Linked DNA regions of Homo sapiens: region 2 is linked to region 1. The links are chromatin loops, found by intact Hi-C in ENCODE. Cell type or tissue: heart right ventricle. All regions are shown on one strand.

What was found. Hi-C counts contacts between places; a loop is a spot of excess contacts. Peaks named below come from ENCODE experiments on the same cell type or tissue, not always from the same donor. Only the 100,000 strongest peaks of a DNase experiment are listed, where the experiment ranks them.
Region 2: it touches region 1 in a loop (7-fold over the local background); 3 of 110 quality-filtered maps call a loop at or near these places.

The regions. Positions count from the first base shown.
Region 1 is chr21:28,751,052-28,759,051 of GRCh38, reverse strand. It overlaps a transcript of HEMK2 not described here. Among named protein-coding and RNA genes, the nearest start is that of HEMK2, 130 kb to the left of the region's middle. In heart right ventricle, no CTCF peak of the experiment used is centred here; a DNase peak (open chromatin) is centred at 4,641; H3K4me3 peaks cover 841 bases; H3K27ac peaks cover 8,000 bases.
Region 2 is chr21:28,819,688-28,827,687 of GRCh38, reverse strand. It overlaps a transcript of HEMK2 not described here. Among named protein-coding and RNA genes, the nearest start is that of HEMK2, 62 kb to the left of the region's middle. In heart right ventricle, no CTCF peak of the experiment used is centred here; a DNase peak (open chromatin) is centred at 4,579; H3K27ac peaks cover 1,993 bases.

The DNA.
Region 1 (8,000 bases):
GACTTTGGATCTCAAAGGGACATCAGAGGGCACCTATCCATTTATTGTGACAATTGCATTTTGAAAACCAGCTATGCCAGACTACTCAGCTGACTACCAGGAGTGAGAGTGCAGCAGACATTGGTAGCCCTGGAGAGGGGCCGCAGCAGGCATACATACTTCTCTAACTTGGAATGAATTGCTGGATTGTGTACTTTCTGGATCTAAAAAGCCTATCTAGATCCACAAATCACTGAGCTCCAGCCTATTCACCAGCTTCCCCTGGTACCTGGAAGTTATTTTTAGGTAACCTGTCATGGGGAGGTTTGACATGTTATTTTCATGCCTGAGGATCGGGTTTCATGGGAAGTGTTCCAAAGAATTTAATACAATGCAACACACATATTATTAAGAGCACGTTGGTTTTATTCTTGTTGCCTTACTATTAAGAATTTCTCTTCTTAGTCATCTTCTCTTCTGCTCGTTGCCCTTCCTAACTTAGTTTTCTCCAACTTCATAGTTCTCTCTTGTGCCAGTTGCTGAGCTCCTCACTGCCACACGGATTTCCTTTCCCTCATCTGCTGCCAACTCCTCTGGTTCTCTGCGATGGATGAGTTAGTGTTGTGACCAACTTCCTTTTTGTCTTTTCCAGATTCCTTTCTACTTTTACTCCTTTGCTATGATCATATTTGCCTCTTAATTTCTAGTTCTTAAGTCCAAAAATTGACTTTCTCTTTTTGTCCCGCCCAACATGATTGCACAGAGCAACTCATTCTTAATCATGGCTCCTGCCTTTCTTGTTCTGTTGTTTTCTTGGCCTCCTATTCAGTCTTCCATCTACACTAGAATACTAAGGTGTCAGCAAATAACTGACCAGCTAGTCTGCATGCCTTAGCTCCTTCATTTTTGTCTTAGGATCACAATCTAGCTGTATTTAATCTTCCTTCTTCTTAGAATCTTACTTAGTTTATTTGTCCAACTCTTCCATATGGCTAAGAGGAAAATCATCCGTTATACATCCTCTGCCCCTAAAGTAAAAAGAATTACTGAGAATGCATATTTAAAATGAATCTCAAAGCAAATTTTCATTTATAATAAACAATTGAAAGCAATTGAGATCTTTACTCAGTTTACTGAGAAAATGATGGAATGGAGAAATTCATTCCTAATGCATAGCCTTATCTGCTGTATTTCCTCTGGTTGCAGTCTGTCTCTTATACCCAGGAAAAGCTCCTGAACAAACTCTGTTTCTGCTGTCCCAGAATGCCCTCCTCACACTCCTTCATGGAAACCCCCTCTTGGCCTTACGTCTACGCTTATCCTAGTCAGTACTGTTATCCACTCTTTTGTCCTGACCAACTCAATTCTTTCTTCTGGCCCTGCAGTCTTTAGGGAATTCTGTTTTGTTCTATCTGCTGTCGATTGTTGTGTAGCAAACTACCCTGCAACTTCTCATCTGCAGACAACAGTGATTTAACAACAACAAATTTAAACAACAAAGTTAAATTAAACAATTTAAAACTAACACATCTGTATTTGGGCAGGGGAGTTCCTTTGTTGTCTTTACCTGGGCTTACTCATGCAGCTGCATTTGGCCAGAGGGTCCACTGGGATCTCGGCTGCTGCTATCATTGATTCTGTTCAGCAGACAGAGGAATGGGGCAGGCAGGAATGAGAAAATCTAACATATATTTCTTTAAGGAAACAAACTAAAATTTGTTTCCCTTTCATCTTTTCCTCCATTCTGCTCCCATGGTATGAAATATTCTTATAAATACATAAAAATGTGCCAATTGGTTTTATTATTTAAAAAATTTAACCATAATTGGGTTCTCTTCATTCCTGTCATTTAGTTTGAATCACTTACATGATACCTGAATTAAGCATGGATGACACCTTATAAATAGATCGACTTAGAGTGTGCTGGCATAATTTGATATTCCTAATACTGTACGGTGTAGCATCTTTACTATAGAAAATATTTAATAGACATTTGCTGAATAAATTAATGCAAGAATAGCAGTATGTGTAGTAGAGTTCAAAGCAATACTAACTATCCAGGCTATTCCATGTACAACATGATGAAACTAAAATATTGTATTTGCAATGAATGATAGAACAAAAGTTATTAAGTGAATTATTTACCATAAGTAGAAAATAGCATTGATTACATCAATCTTAGACACCCTTCTTGAGAAAAAGCTATCTAAGTCAGAACATTGTCTAGATGCTGAAGGAGACTTCTGAATAGTTTTACATGATATTGCTGTTGGAAGTTTTGGTTTCTTATGTTAATTTCATGTCAAAATGTAAAAATTCTCCTTTCTTATTTATAGCAGGTGAACCATTAGTACTATTGTTTTACCCTAGAAGGACAAAGTGTTTGGGAATCAAGAGGCCTTGGTTTGTAGACCTGTTCTTTCACTTACTAGCTAAACTCTCTGGCAAAAGGCACTTGTCTTCTCTGTAAATTGTGATAAGTGATATCTATCTCACAAGGTTGTTTGGAGAATCAAGTGAAATGATACATATTTAATGTGTTTTATAATACAAGGTGAGACTCAAATAGGAGCTAAAGAATAAAATAAATTTTTGGTTTATGGTTGGAATGGATGGAGATTTTCCTGAGATCATTTTCTACATGGAATGAAGTAGAGAGTGAAGTGTGAAAAAAGGCCGCCTGAAGTGACAGTAAATGGCTAGAGGGTGGGGAAAGACAGAAAAACTGGGCACATGGTATATGCATGATCTGCCTCTGTAGGAAGGTGCAGTGAGGAAGAGATTGGAAGTTAAACCACTAAGTGGTTTAGCCATCAGTGGTGCTGTTGGCTAAGGTTGGTTGGTTGTGACATTAGGTGGCCCCAGGGTAGACAGATGCACAGTTCATAGGGAATGCATGGTTGAACAACTCACCTGTTGCTCGGAAAAACAAAGTATATCTGTGGCCACTGGTAATGAACCAAATGCCAGAACTGGCCTTGTGTCTGTCTTCTTGAGTTAGGGAGTTATGGAGAACACTCATGAAAACTGTGCCGATGATCAGAAGTTACTTGACTTCAGCTGCTACAATTCTGGCCTTAGAAATGTGAAAATTGGGCTCACACATATATTTTAATGTTTGGTTCAATATACCTTTTGTGCTAGAATATATCCTTTATTTCTAGCTCTTCTTCGTGCATATAGGTATAAGGGTATATGCATATAGGCATCTGGGTATAAGAGAGAGACTGCAATCCATCAGTAGATTGACCAGTCCTGTTCTCTCACACACAGAAATGGCGTTGCTCTTATTTCTGTCTTATTAGGCATTTCTCAGGCACAATTTTCATCGCCTCATACCTGTGTAGACAGTGAGCACTGAGTAACTGTTTGTTGAATGGCTATGCAGTAGCACCTGGCTGGCTCTATCTGGTAGTGTCATAACTTGGCAATCAGTCTTCCTCACAATTGCTAGACAATTATTCTTTAAGTATCAGTTTACAGGTAAACATAAAGGTGATTCCTGAGCAAGCCTTCCAGAGCTCTTCCCACAGAAGATAGACATCACACCTCTTGTATTTACTCCCACAAACTCTATGGTAGAAACATAAGTTGCAGCTTCTTGGTCAATCTGTAATGAGAGGGAGCTACCTAAACTAAAACCCAGGACAAAGAGTACATCAGTTGCTGAAAAAGGAAGAATTGCTATAAGGTGGCGTGCCTAGAGTGTGTTTGTGTGTACATGTACGTGGTGGACACACATGTTTTTAACATGTTCAACAAATGAGGATTAAGCCTTGCCTCCCTCCGGCCTAATTTATCACTCTTGTGGCTTTGGCAGTTTCACAGAAATGATACCCTTCCTTTTGTTTAGAGTCTACCGCACTGTAGTACATTTTCTAGGTGCCATTAGCCTTCTCATTTTGGAAAAATCCTATCCCTGGTGATGATGAAGACCTCTGAAGACCTCACACGAATTCTTCTACTGCCCTGGACTTCCCATCTCTGCACACACCCATGCTGCTGCCTTTGCCTAGAGCACTCCTCAGCTCTGCCTGGCCAACTCTATCTACTCTGAAAGGCCCACATCAAAATGCCACAACCCTCAAGAAGCCTTTGCCAGTTCTTAGCAGAAAATTAATTCCTCCCTTGTCCGTTTCTCCCTAGCTCTTGCTTCTTGCCTCTTCTAAAGCCTGGATCACAGTTTGCCTTGCCCAGAGCAGCTCATTCTCAGGAAAGGTCTTAACGCTTTTCTTATTGCAGGCACATTAAAAATAAGAACAGTTTTTTATTTGACCTTATAGTCCCTGTTAAGCCCAACAAAGTGCCTTGTGTATAATAGGCTCTCAATAATTATTTGTTAAATAAATTATATTACATTTTATAAATGTTTACAAAGGAGAGATCATTGCCTTACATGGTTTACAAAAAAAAATTCTGTTGAGATAAAAATAGACAAACAACAAGAATTTAAGCTGAAGGGTTACTTCTTACACAATGAGGTTGTGTCGTTTTGGATATTTGGAACGCCTCTCAGAATTTCCGCTTCCTAAAGAGCCTGCTGCTCTAGCATTTTGCCCACATGCTAAAAGGCATCAGAATAGATTTTGATAAAACAGAATATTTTTAGGCATTGTAATCAGCCTCACTCTGCCAAATTCCTGGCCTTTGGTATGTGCTGCTGAGTAATGTCAGACCCTCACACGTACACACACTGACATTTACAAGGCACGAGGTAGGCTCCGCCAAGTTCAGAACAAAGCCCCCCTGTTGATTGGTTCACCAGAACTTTCTCAGATGCATTTATTGTTTGCTACTGGAGGAACTGACAGTCTGCTGGTACCGATTGAATTTCCATTCTTTTCTTCACTTCCATTCTTCTCTTCACTCGGGGAAGTGAAGTTGTGGACTCATGAGGTTATATACTCAACTGTGCGAGGGGGCCCTTGGGCCTCTCTGGCATTGACACTGATGGAAGCTACACATAGGAGTGGGGCTGCATTAGATCTTTCTGGTATGAGATTTGTAGAAATGAAAATGAACAGGGCTTCACTCCAAACACGTACTGAATGATCTTAGAAAGTTCCTTCCTGAAAAAATACTTTTACCTAAAAAGACAAAAACAGATGAAAAGAGAGCATTATTTTATTATTGCACGCCATGAAAAAGCCAGAGTATATTTAGTAACCTTTGGAATTCCACTGCCTTTTTAGATGGAGGAGCATCCCAAAAAAGGAGACAGGAGGGCATTGCGTGTGCACGTGTGTTTGAAAGGACCAAATCTCTATCTAGACAAAAATAGTAGATAGGTAGGTTATAGAAAAGAATTTCATAAAACTAAGCAGAATAAATTCTTTTTCCGAAATAGTGCTGTTTTGTGAAAGGTGTTTCTTTTCACATTACTGTATATGGCTAACTCTCAGATTTGTAAATGGCTACCCTTAGAGATGAAGTTACTGCTGAGGATTCAAATCACCTGCCTTAAAAGCTGAGGTAGGATTTATGATGTACTGGGCATTATTTTCTCTTTAGGGGCATCCTTTCTTCAATGATGATTGAGAATGTCAATCCTTCTGCTCCCATAATGACCCTGGGAGTTAGGGGTGAACTCTGGGAGGTGCCAGATGATCTATTCTGGCCATATGCAAGAAAGCACATGCTCTAGTATTGCAGGCACTAAGGATTCTGGAAAAATGTAAACATGTGCGTTACCTTCTACTTTTTTTTTTTTTTTTTTGAGACAGAGTCTCACTGTGTTGCCCAGGCTGGAGTGCAGTGGTGCAATCTCAGTTCACTGCGACTTCTGCCTCCTGGGTTTGAGCGATTCTCCTGCCTCCGCCTCCCAAGTAGCTGGGATTACAGGTACGTGCCACCATGCCTGGCTAATTTTGTTATTTTTAGTGGAGATGGGGTTTCACCATATTGGCCACGCTGGTCTCCAACTCCTGACCTTAAGTGCTTCACCCATCTTGGCCTTCCAAAGTGTACCTTCTACTTCTTAACCCTGGAGAACCATTCTTGCTTAAGAGCCATCGCACCAAGGCATCACCACAGCCTCATTTCCATAGCAGGGACTGCAGAACTTAACAATAATGGTTCTTCAGGGGTAAGAAGAACCATTCGTGGTTCATGATGCCAAGCACGAATGGAGAAGGATGGGCTCACTGTGCACACAGGCCATCCGTTGATACCTGCCCCACATCCCCATGGGCCTCTGCCGTGGCCCTCTGTGTCATGACAGTGGGGTGCTCCTGGCTTCACCCTTTGCATTGTAACAACAATAATATCTTACATTTTGTAGTGCTTCTGCTTTTCAAGAGGCATGTAGAGCTGGCTTTATCCCTTTCTCTCTCATTTCTGCCCCCATCCGATGAGGACGTGGTGCAGAGACTTGCTAAGGACACAAGGCTGGGAAAAGACTGAGTTGAGAGTGGTCCCTGTTCTCCTGATGGCTAACCCAGGGCTCTGTTCGCTGTGTGTGGACACTCAGTATCCACAGCTGGAAGGGTCTGTCTTTAGGTGAGATTGAAGCATTTCCATTTTTTTATGACAGTGGAAGAAAACATATACTATATTGCAAGAATAATAGTATTCAAGACATGACTATGGAAGAAGCATCAAGATTATCATAGGGCATTTCTATGTCTCTGAGGTATGTTGGAAGCCAGGCTCACATACCTTGATTAGAAACGTCTTAGAAGGACTTTATGATGTGCTCCGTCAAGTGAGGTACTACTAACTGGAATGACAGCTGTTTGTTTGGTCCTTTGGACTATCCTGGGATCAGTTGATTCACTCTCTGGTTATTATGATGACCAGATAACCAGATGATGATGCTCCTTCCAGTTATTTTGATTTTCTGTTTGTTTAGCTCTGTAAGATTGGACTTTGTTTGGTTTGGGGACAATTAGTCTATTCACTGGCAAACAGGAATTGAGAAAATGTACATTAAAAACTGGTTTCATGACTTTCACATGATACTTTAATTTTAGAGATTTTAAAACTTAAGTGGGAACCAGAGACTAATCCAATTGTTTTTAGACAGTGAAAGGGTTTTATGTTCTGTTCAATTTATTCTTTCCCAATTTCTTGTCTATAAAACAAACATTTTTTTTTTCTTTTCTTAAAAATAAATCTTGGCCAGGCATGGTGGCTCATGCCTGTAATCCTAGCACTTTGGGAGGCTGAGGCGGGTGACCAGCCTGTGACCAATATGGAGAAACCCCATCTCTACTAAAAATACAAAATTAGCTGGACGTAATGGCATATGCCTGTAATCCCAGCTACTCAAGAGGCTGAGGCAGGAGAATCGTTTGAACCCAGGAGGCAGAGGTTGCGGTGAGCCGAGATCATGCCATTGCACTCCAGCTTGGACAACAAGAGCAAAACTCTGTCTCAAAAACAAACAAACAAACAAAAAACTTTTGCTTATGGTGGTTCTGAACAAAACGTAGATGTTAAAAATTGGCTTTGAAATTTTTCTGTCTAAATCTTCATTTGCAACATCTCTTCTGCCCTTAACTAACTGCTGGTTTTAGACACACGATTTCAAAAAGAAAATGAAAAAAATTCTGGTCTACTTCTGGAATAACCCACAGTGGAGTTTTTAATCTGCACATGGTACATGCTCTGACATTAATCTTCCTCTGTTTAAATTCTAAGCTCAACAAAGTTACTTTGAACAGTAGATATGTTTCCAAGCAACATTCAGAATGATAGTGGGTTCTTTTCAAGATCATTTAGGAAGAATTCATGCAGTTGATAAGAAACCCACACCCCTTAGAAGTATTAGGTAGTGAGTAACTTAGGATCTCTCTGTGTCATGAAAGTGAACTAATGTATCTTTTTTTTTTTTTTTTCATTGAGACAGAGTGTTGCTCTGTCACCCAGGCTGGAGTGCAGTGGCGTGATCTCGGCTCACTGCAAGCTCCGCCTCCCGGGTTCACACCATTCTCCTGCCTCAGCCTCCCGAGTAGCTGGGACTACAGGTGCTCGCCACCACGCCCGGCTAATTTTTTGTATTTTTCATAGAGACGGGGTTT
Region 2 (8,000 bases), 69 kb before region 1:
ACATAGTGGTTAAGATCTTGAACATGAAGTGGACTGTCTGTGTTCACTTCTTGCCCCATCATTGACAGACTGAGGGTAAACTAGTTAATCCCACTGTGATTCATTTCCCCTTGATTTCTAAAGTGGAGAGAGCATGCTGCTTGTTACGCAGGGCTGAGGATTGAGTGGAGTAATGTGTGCAAAACACTCAGTGTAGTGCCTGGCACATAGTAGGTATCACTAAATGGTAGCTGTTGACAGTCTTAGAATCACAATAACATTTGATGAGACTCTGATCTCTCAGAAAAGCAATAATTATTTTTTTCCCAAAAGTGACTCAAAGAAGAAGCTTCTGAGAAGGAAGGACTTAACTGTGGTATCAAAGACAGTTAGTTGCACTGAGAATAATACAAGGCTGGGGAAAATTCTCTCTCATCTGTGCTTCTCTGAGGTTGCATATATCCTTTTATTATAAAACGTCTTAGAGGTACTGCAATTACTTGTTAATTTGTCTGCTTGTTCTATTTGATTACAAATACCTATAAAGCAGTTCCATTAGACTTTGTAGCCTTTCTGCCTAGCATGGGGTCTGGCATTGAGATGGCACATCATAACTATCTGTTGAATGAAAGATTGAATGGATGGGCAAATTCCTGTTTCTTCTGGCATTTTCTCCCAGGTTATCTGGGAGATTTTCAATCTTCTCCACTCTGCTCTGAACTCCCACTTCAGCTCTGGGAGAGTCTCCTCGTCGGATCCCTCTGTTTCAGCCTACTTACTGGATGACATGGCTCATTCCAGAAGGACATAGGGTACTTGCATTTTGAAGATGCTGGTTATGCCAGGTTCTCCTTGATCATGAAGACTCAGCACATTGGGACACTCAATTCACTGCGGCTAAAGTTCATTATCATAGTGAATATTTTAAGTGTGATTGAGAAGATTATTTCTACATAAGCAGCATTTTGCAGGAGTTAGTTGCTGGGAGGATGGATTAGTTCAGTGTTTGCTTTCGGATTTTGTGATGGTTTAGGTACTTTCCCTGGTGATGATCCTTGTTACTGTTAAACGTTTTCTGTTATTATTTTTATACAGTCTGTGGATAACGTTAGTGAAGAACATCTTAAACATCTCTCATGATTAGTAGGCTGTGTTCCTGTCAATAGTGGCCCTCATGCTCCCCATTCTGGTGGAATATTAATATTTGGTTATGAAAGAGATTTGAAATAACTCTGGCATGCTGGGAATGACACTAAGGATCTTAGGTGAAATCCATATTCCCAACAGAGAGATTCTTTCCCCAGATTTAAATGTCCTTTAGTGTTTTAGTCATTTTGAACTGTGTGTTCATTCCACTTAGCTTATTTTTGTGTGTGAAGGAAACCAAAAGAACATGGGAGACTCTGCTAATATTTACAGATGGGTTTTAGTTCCCCTACTGATGTGTACTTATCAGGGCTCTTTAAGGCTATACTTACAATGAGATCTTAAGTGTGTGTGATGACTGTCAAAAGGCAGTGAGAGAGACTTCCATCTACGGGGTGTCTGGATGGTTCTGTTTGTGCTGAACTTTTCCACTTTCATGAGTTTAGAAAAGCTGCAGGCCTGAGGAGTCATTTAACGTGTTTTGCCCATTTAAAGCAAATGCATTTCAGCATTTATAGACAATATTTCTGGGTGCCCTTTTATCCTCTCTTGAAGGCTATAGGTTGCAATGAGCATCCTGGCTCTCTGCCTCGTTTTCCAGCTGGCTCCTCCTCTTCTCATGTGTGCTTTCTTTCCTTATGGCTGGAGCCAACTGACCCAGAGATGTAGGTGGATCTAGGCTGTAGTCTTCTAAGAGCACAATTAGGGTGACCAGATGTCTTAGGACTGAGGGGTTTCTAGGCCCTGCACTTTCAGTGCTGAAGTAGGGAAATTCCTGGGAAAACTAGAATAGTTGGTCACCCAACTTTTATGGTTGTCAGGGGATCTTTAAAATTCCTAATTCAGGAACTCCAGTGACTGACCATTAAGTCTGTGCTCCTCAATGATTGCTTACGCATTGAATTTTGCCTTGTTCCTAAGGCCAACACCACACCTTGCACCCACATCCAGTAGAAAGATCTTGGTCATACTTCTTTAAGATGGAGCTCCTGTTTTGTTTATCTGCCTAGTACTCCAGATCCTCTTAGCCTGGTCCTGCCATGTTAGCTCACATTTGCTCAGTGCTTTGAGTCCTGCCTTTGGTCCCTAGCTCATATCTCTGCCTAATGTGGCCTGCTAGCTCCCTAGTGCCAAGACATCACCTTCACACCTATTACTTATGCTCAGCTGAAAGTCTAGACTAGCACCTAGAGCAGTGGTTCTCAAGGCGTGATCCTGGGACCAACAGCATCAGCATTACATGGGAATGTGTTAGAAATGCAAATTCTAGGCCCCTCTCCAGACCTACTGAATCAGGAACTCTGGAGGTGGTGCCCAGCAATTTGTGTTCTAACAAGCCCTCCAGGGGGTTGTAATACACACTCAAGTTTGAGAGCCCCTTCCCTGGGTCATGCACTGTGCCTTCCCAGCTAGACTTCAAAGCCTGAAGCCAAGTCTGCCCACCTTCATGGATCTTTAGATTGTCCCACTCCCTGCCCATTGCTGGCCTGGCTGATCTTCCTAACTAACCTTAAACTCCCATTCCTGCATAGATCTTCAAAGCAGTGTTTATTTCCACTGCTGATAGGGACTGTCCAGGTTTGCCCAAGACGGGTTAACTGGGCACAGGACTTTCAGTACTAAAACTGAGAACATTCTGGGCAAACTGGGAGGGATTAAAAACCCTAACTGAGCAAGCCCATTAATACATTCAGTGATGTTGCCTTATGGAGACAGAAAAATGGAGAAATAGAAGGAGGATTATTGACCCTTTAGGATATTCCCTTCTTTATAATAACAACAACAAAAAAGCCAAGAGGAAGACTGTCCATTATGGAGTGTGGATGGACTACTTATTTGAATAATTTTTAGTATTGAATAGGCTACATTTCAACTAGGACTGTTCAAAGACTCTCTATCTCTCTCTCTCTTTTTTTATTTCTGGGAAGCAACTCCAGTGAAGTCAGAATTTTAGAATGAATTTGTTGTGTGATCTCAGGCGGAGTACTAATCTTTTGCTTTATCTATAATTGGAATACTAATACGTTTTTCTTCTAATTACATTACAGTAGATGAATTGAAGACAAATGAAATTATGTGCTATCTGTAAAAACTGTTTCTTGCATGGGTGCTATATAAATATGTAATTTTTAAAACAATAACAAACTCATACACACACACTTTTCAAAGAGAACATGAAGTCTTTTGCAAGATATGAGAGGAAATCAAAGGTAGTATCTGACCACTTCAGATAGGAGTGATTTCTTCCTGTCGTAAATTCTGATAGAACCTAAAGTCTAGAACCATGGTTCACAGCCTTGGATGCCCATTAGAGTTACATGTGGACTTAACAACGACAACAACAACAGCAGCAACAACAACAACAATGACTGATGCTCAGGCTCCCCCTTACCCCAGAGGGTCTGATTTAATTGGTCTGCTGTGGTACTAGGTCATTGGTGGTCTTAAATTCACTAGGTGATTCAAATGTGCAGCCAGGTTTGAGAATCCTGAGTCTAGAATAGTTCTCAAACATTACTCATAAGCATCATTTGGGAGAAGCTTATAAAAAAATGCAAATTTAGCCCCCTCCTCCAATCAAGTAGATCTGGGGTGGGATTCAGGAATCTGCTTAATACACAAGCTTACCTGAGGGTTCTGATGGAGATGATTGGCAGATCAGGTAACTTTTAGAAACCTTCTAGAAACCTTCAACTGTGACTTCTTTTTTTTTTCACAGTATGTAACACATGGTTAGTAGAGGGTTAACATATGGCAGGTACTTAACATGTGCTGAATGAAGTTTGCTGATTTATGTCCAAGAGACAATGATTTTAGCTCTTAGATTGTAGGGTGCTAGGTCCTAGGATTTGCGGGCTACTTTTTAACTTATCTGTGTCTCAGTTAAGTCTGATACAGACAAGGTAATATAAGAGCTCAGTATACATCTCTATAGTGCTCAGATCCTTACCCAGTTGGAAAATGCCCCAACAGTAGGAAGATAACCCCACATTGCGGATTAGGTTGTAACCCAGCTTTGTGTTTCAGTGTCTGAGATGGTTCAGTGGAAACAGAGATTCCATGTAAACTTTAAACAACAACAACAAAAAGCACCAGCCAAAAGAAATTAGCAGAGCACACTGTGATATCCAAATCTATGTTTTTATAAAATGATTTTTCTTTCTCTTAGAACCTAATTTTTATGCTCAGATTCAACAAACAACGATCTATTGAGTTTTCTAAGTGTTATCATGGACTCAGAGATGAAAATCCCCAGAGCACTTTGAGCTTTCCTGTTGAAAAATCACAACAGAAAAGCAAAGCCTTGGATATAAAACTGTCAAAAGCCTTTGGATATAAAATTGTCAACTTGGCAGTTTAACAAGGCCCACCCTGTTTGCAGCAAAAGGCCAAAAGTCCAAGACAAGCAAAGGCCTATAGCAATCACTTAACAGAATTAACCCTGCTGCCCTGTTCACATTACAGTGCATTTGTCAAGCTTGATAGCCATCTCTCTTCCTGGAGGAACCAACTTTTTTTTAAGTTGACTTTTGTTTTCTGAGCCATGCCAACATTCCAGCCACATGAGAGAGCCTGAACAGATTTAAACCCCAAATTCAAAAATGCAAAGTACTGTTTGTACTACAAACATACTACAGTTGTCAGCAAGCAGTACACAAACACATTAGAAGGGGTGAATGGAAATCGAATGGAGTAATGGACGTTAATATCTGGGATTAGCCATCAGGTGGAATGCTACATTTCAGAAGGTCCATCTGAATTGTAATGGGCTTCCCAAAAGTTTATATATCAAGTCATTATGGCACAGAGCTTTGTTGATGCTAATTACAGCAGCTCAGCTAGATAATTAAATATAACCTTCAGTAATAACTGGGGAAAGGAATGGCTCCAGCTGGAGTTCCTCAGCTTTTTCATAGCAAAGCTAGTCTAGCAATCTAACAATTACGAGGGCTCAGGGATATATATATGTGTATATATATATATATATATGCATTGTAGCCACTTTTATGGTGTGGCTCATTTAAGGAAATAAACTAGGGAAATTCCTTACATATTTTATTCCACACATGTTCTATAATTTTTTTTGTTGCAATTGGTCTCCTATATCTTTTTAGAACATGAGCCAAGAAATTCAGCATTTTTAAAGCAAATTACTATTTCATATGATGTGTGATTTAAATTGTGGGTATCTTAATATTGTAATAGGACTTGGACCACAATTGCCAAATGATTAAAATAGTCAAACCTTATATTCTGCTCAATTTGGAATGATATCATTAGGTAAATTTGTAACTGCTAAGGAAATGAAAAAATACTTTATTTTCTTTGTCCCAGATGGTATATAAGATACCTCCCTGAGTGCTTCTAAACTGATTGGCTCCACTACAAGTCAAAAAGGAAAATGACTTTTCAGAGTGTGGCTAAACTAGTGATTGGAATTCTGTAGCAGAATAAAATGTCCATAAAAGGGAAGCAGAGAATGTAATATTCTACATGATAGAGTATCTCTCTTCTTTGCAGTTGTTTGTCCATATTGCCTCATTCAATTATACTGATATTTGTGTTTATCTCACTTTTTGGTCCTCCAGGAGGTATTACTGAGGTAAACTTCCAGTATCCAGATCCAAAGCGGTGGACAGTGAAAATAACCAGAACTAGTAAGTGTTGCCACTAACAAATGGAGAAAGGGCAAGGTCTTGAAATACCTTCTGATGTGTAAAAAAACCTTCTAAATTATACTTTAATTTGAATATATTTGATTATATTACATTTTTCTTTGAAGATTGAGCCACCAGTATATTCTAGCAGCAAACAGATGTCAGAATTGTTGTTTTTATTATTAGCGATTGGGGGAGGGGCACTGGAAATTCTTGGGAAGAGTATTCTTGGGTTTTGTGAGACTGGAAATTTGGCAGAAGTCTACTGATTTTTTCAGATAAACATTTTAGCTTCTTTTCTTTGGTACTCTGCCATTGAACTTTCATTTAGATTGTTAAGATAAAGGGGTGCGGTGGAAAAGTGGTATGAGTTTATAGACACAGTCATTGTTATTCCTCCTTCCAAATTCCTCAAACTAGGGAAGAGAAACTAGAATTTACTAAGTATCTATTGAAAGTCAGTTTCTTTCACATAGGTCAACTCATTTAAATATTTCCAGCAAATTACCCAGTTTTGCTATTATCTCCACTTTTACAGATAAAGGAATAGAGGCTCAGAGAGGTTAAGAATCCCGCAGTGGGGCAGCGGAGATTCAGATTGAGGTTGCCGATTCTGGAGCCCACAGCCTCTCCCTCTGTGGTGCAGTGTAATTAGTGCTAGACAATGGAATAGGTTTTGGAAGGTGTCAGTGAACCAAATGGAGGGGGCCGGGGTCGGGTGATGGTGGGTGGAGTGGAAGGTTGGCAGGAAAAATCTTCAAAAAAAACTGAACAACAGAGTAAGTCCAAAGTCAGACAAAAACTGCATTTCAGGCATTTATTGTTTATGCTTTACTATCTTTATTAAGAGTCACAGAAGTATAAATATAAGAAATGAAAACATTTGGTTTATGGAAAAGTAAGAAGAGGAAAGGAATACACTGATAGGTAGGGGAGAATGCTCAGACAACTGGGATACCTTTGGAATTCAGCCCTTGATGTACGTGTCGAGAAACCACTTTACTTGTGTATTTCACATAGGAGGTAAAACAAAAACATATGATTGCTTCAGATTCCCTGCATTTCAGCTTCCCCACATTTTTATAAGACAAAGAAAACCCCCTATGGAAGACATTCAAAAAATAAGAGCCAGAAATATAGTAACCCAAAAGTTACACACTTTTTGTATGGGTGAAGGGAAAGCTTGGAAGGTTTGCTGAAAAATCAACTCACAAAAATTTAGATTAATAAAAGAAAAGGCACACAGATTTATTACTATTATGTGCATGTAGGGAATCTCAGAGTGATTGTCCAATATTCCAATGGGATACAGGTGTTTATATACTCTATTTCTTAGGGGGAATGGAGATGGGGAAGTGTGGATAATTTTAGGGGGATAATAAATGATTTTTAGGGGAAATCAGTGGGCTTGAAGAACATACAGTGGTCTCTTGGGCCCACAGAGCAGTCAAGGTTTTGTGACAAAAGTCTGTCGAGGTCTGTTGACAGACTTTAGTCTTCCTTCTTGCAATATGGGTTCAGTTAATGAAAACTCAGGGAAGGGACCAGAGGTCATTGTTTTCTTCTTTGGTAGGTCCAGACTTTAGGCAGATGAGGGAACTTCAGCTTGTGTTTGGGAGAGGCAGAGGATTGAGAGGCAAGAGGTAGGGGAGGAAAACAATTCCTCTCTTTATGGGTCTCTCTGGTCTTTATGTAGATAGGGAAAAAGTATCTTCTAAAATCTGTTGATCTCTAAAGGCCTTTAGTTCAAAATACTCATTATACTAGGGAGCCATATTTTGGGGTCAAGTTCCCTGAACTCCTTCACTTTAAAGCATTTGTATATCATGATGAAATCTGGAGATTTTCTTGTACATTTAGCTTTCTATGAAAAAGACATAAATTGTTAACCCATGAATTCATATCACTTAATAAATTGACAGCCAGAATGATATTTCTGAGGCATTTTTACAATAAGAACTCATTGGTTAAAAAGTCATGTACCTTAGGTGAGATAAAAGTACTAAGTAAAGGACCTGGGAAGACTTGGTAAAGAAATCGTTAGAAAATAAAGGTGGAGCCAGGCGCAGTGGCTCATGCCTGTAATCCCAGCACTTTGGGAGGCCGAGGTGGGTGGATCATGGGGTCAAAAGATCGAGACCATCCTGGCCAACATGGTGAAATTCCGTCTCTACTAAAAATACAAAAAATTAGCCAGGCATGGTGGCACCCGCGCCT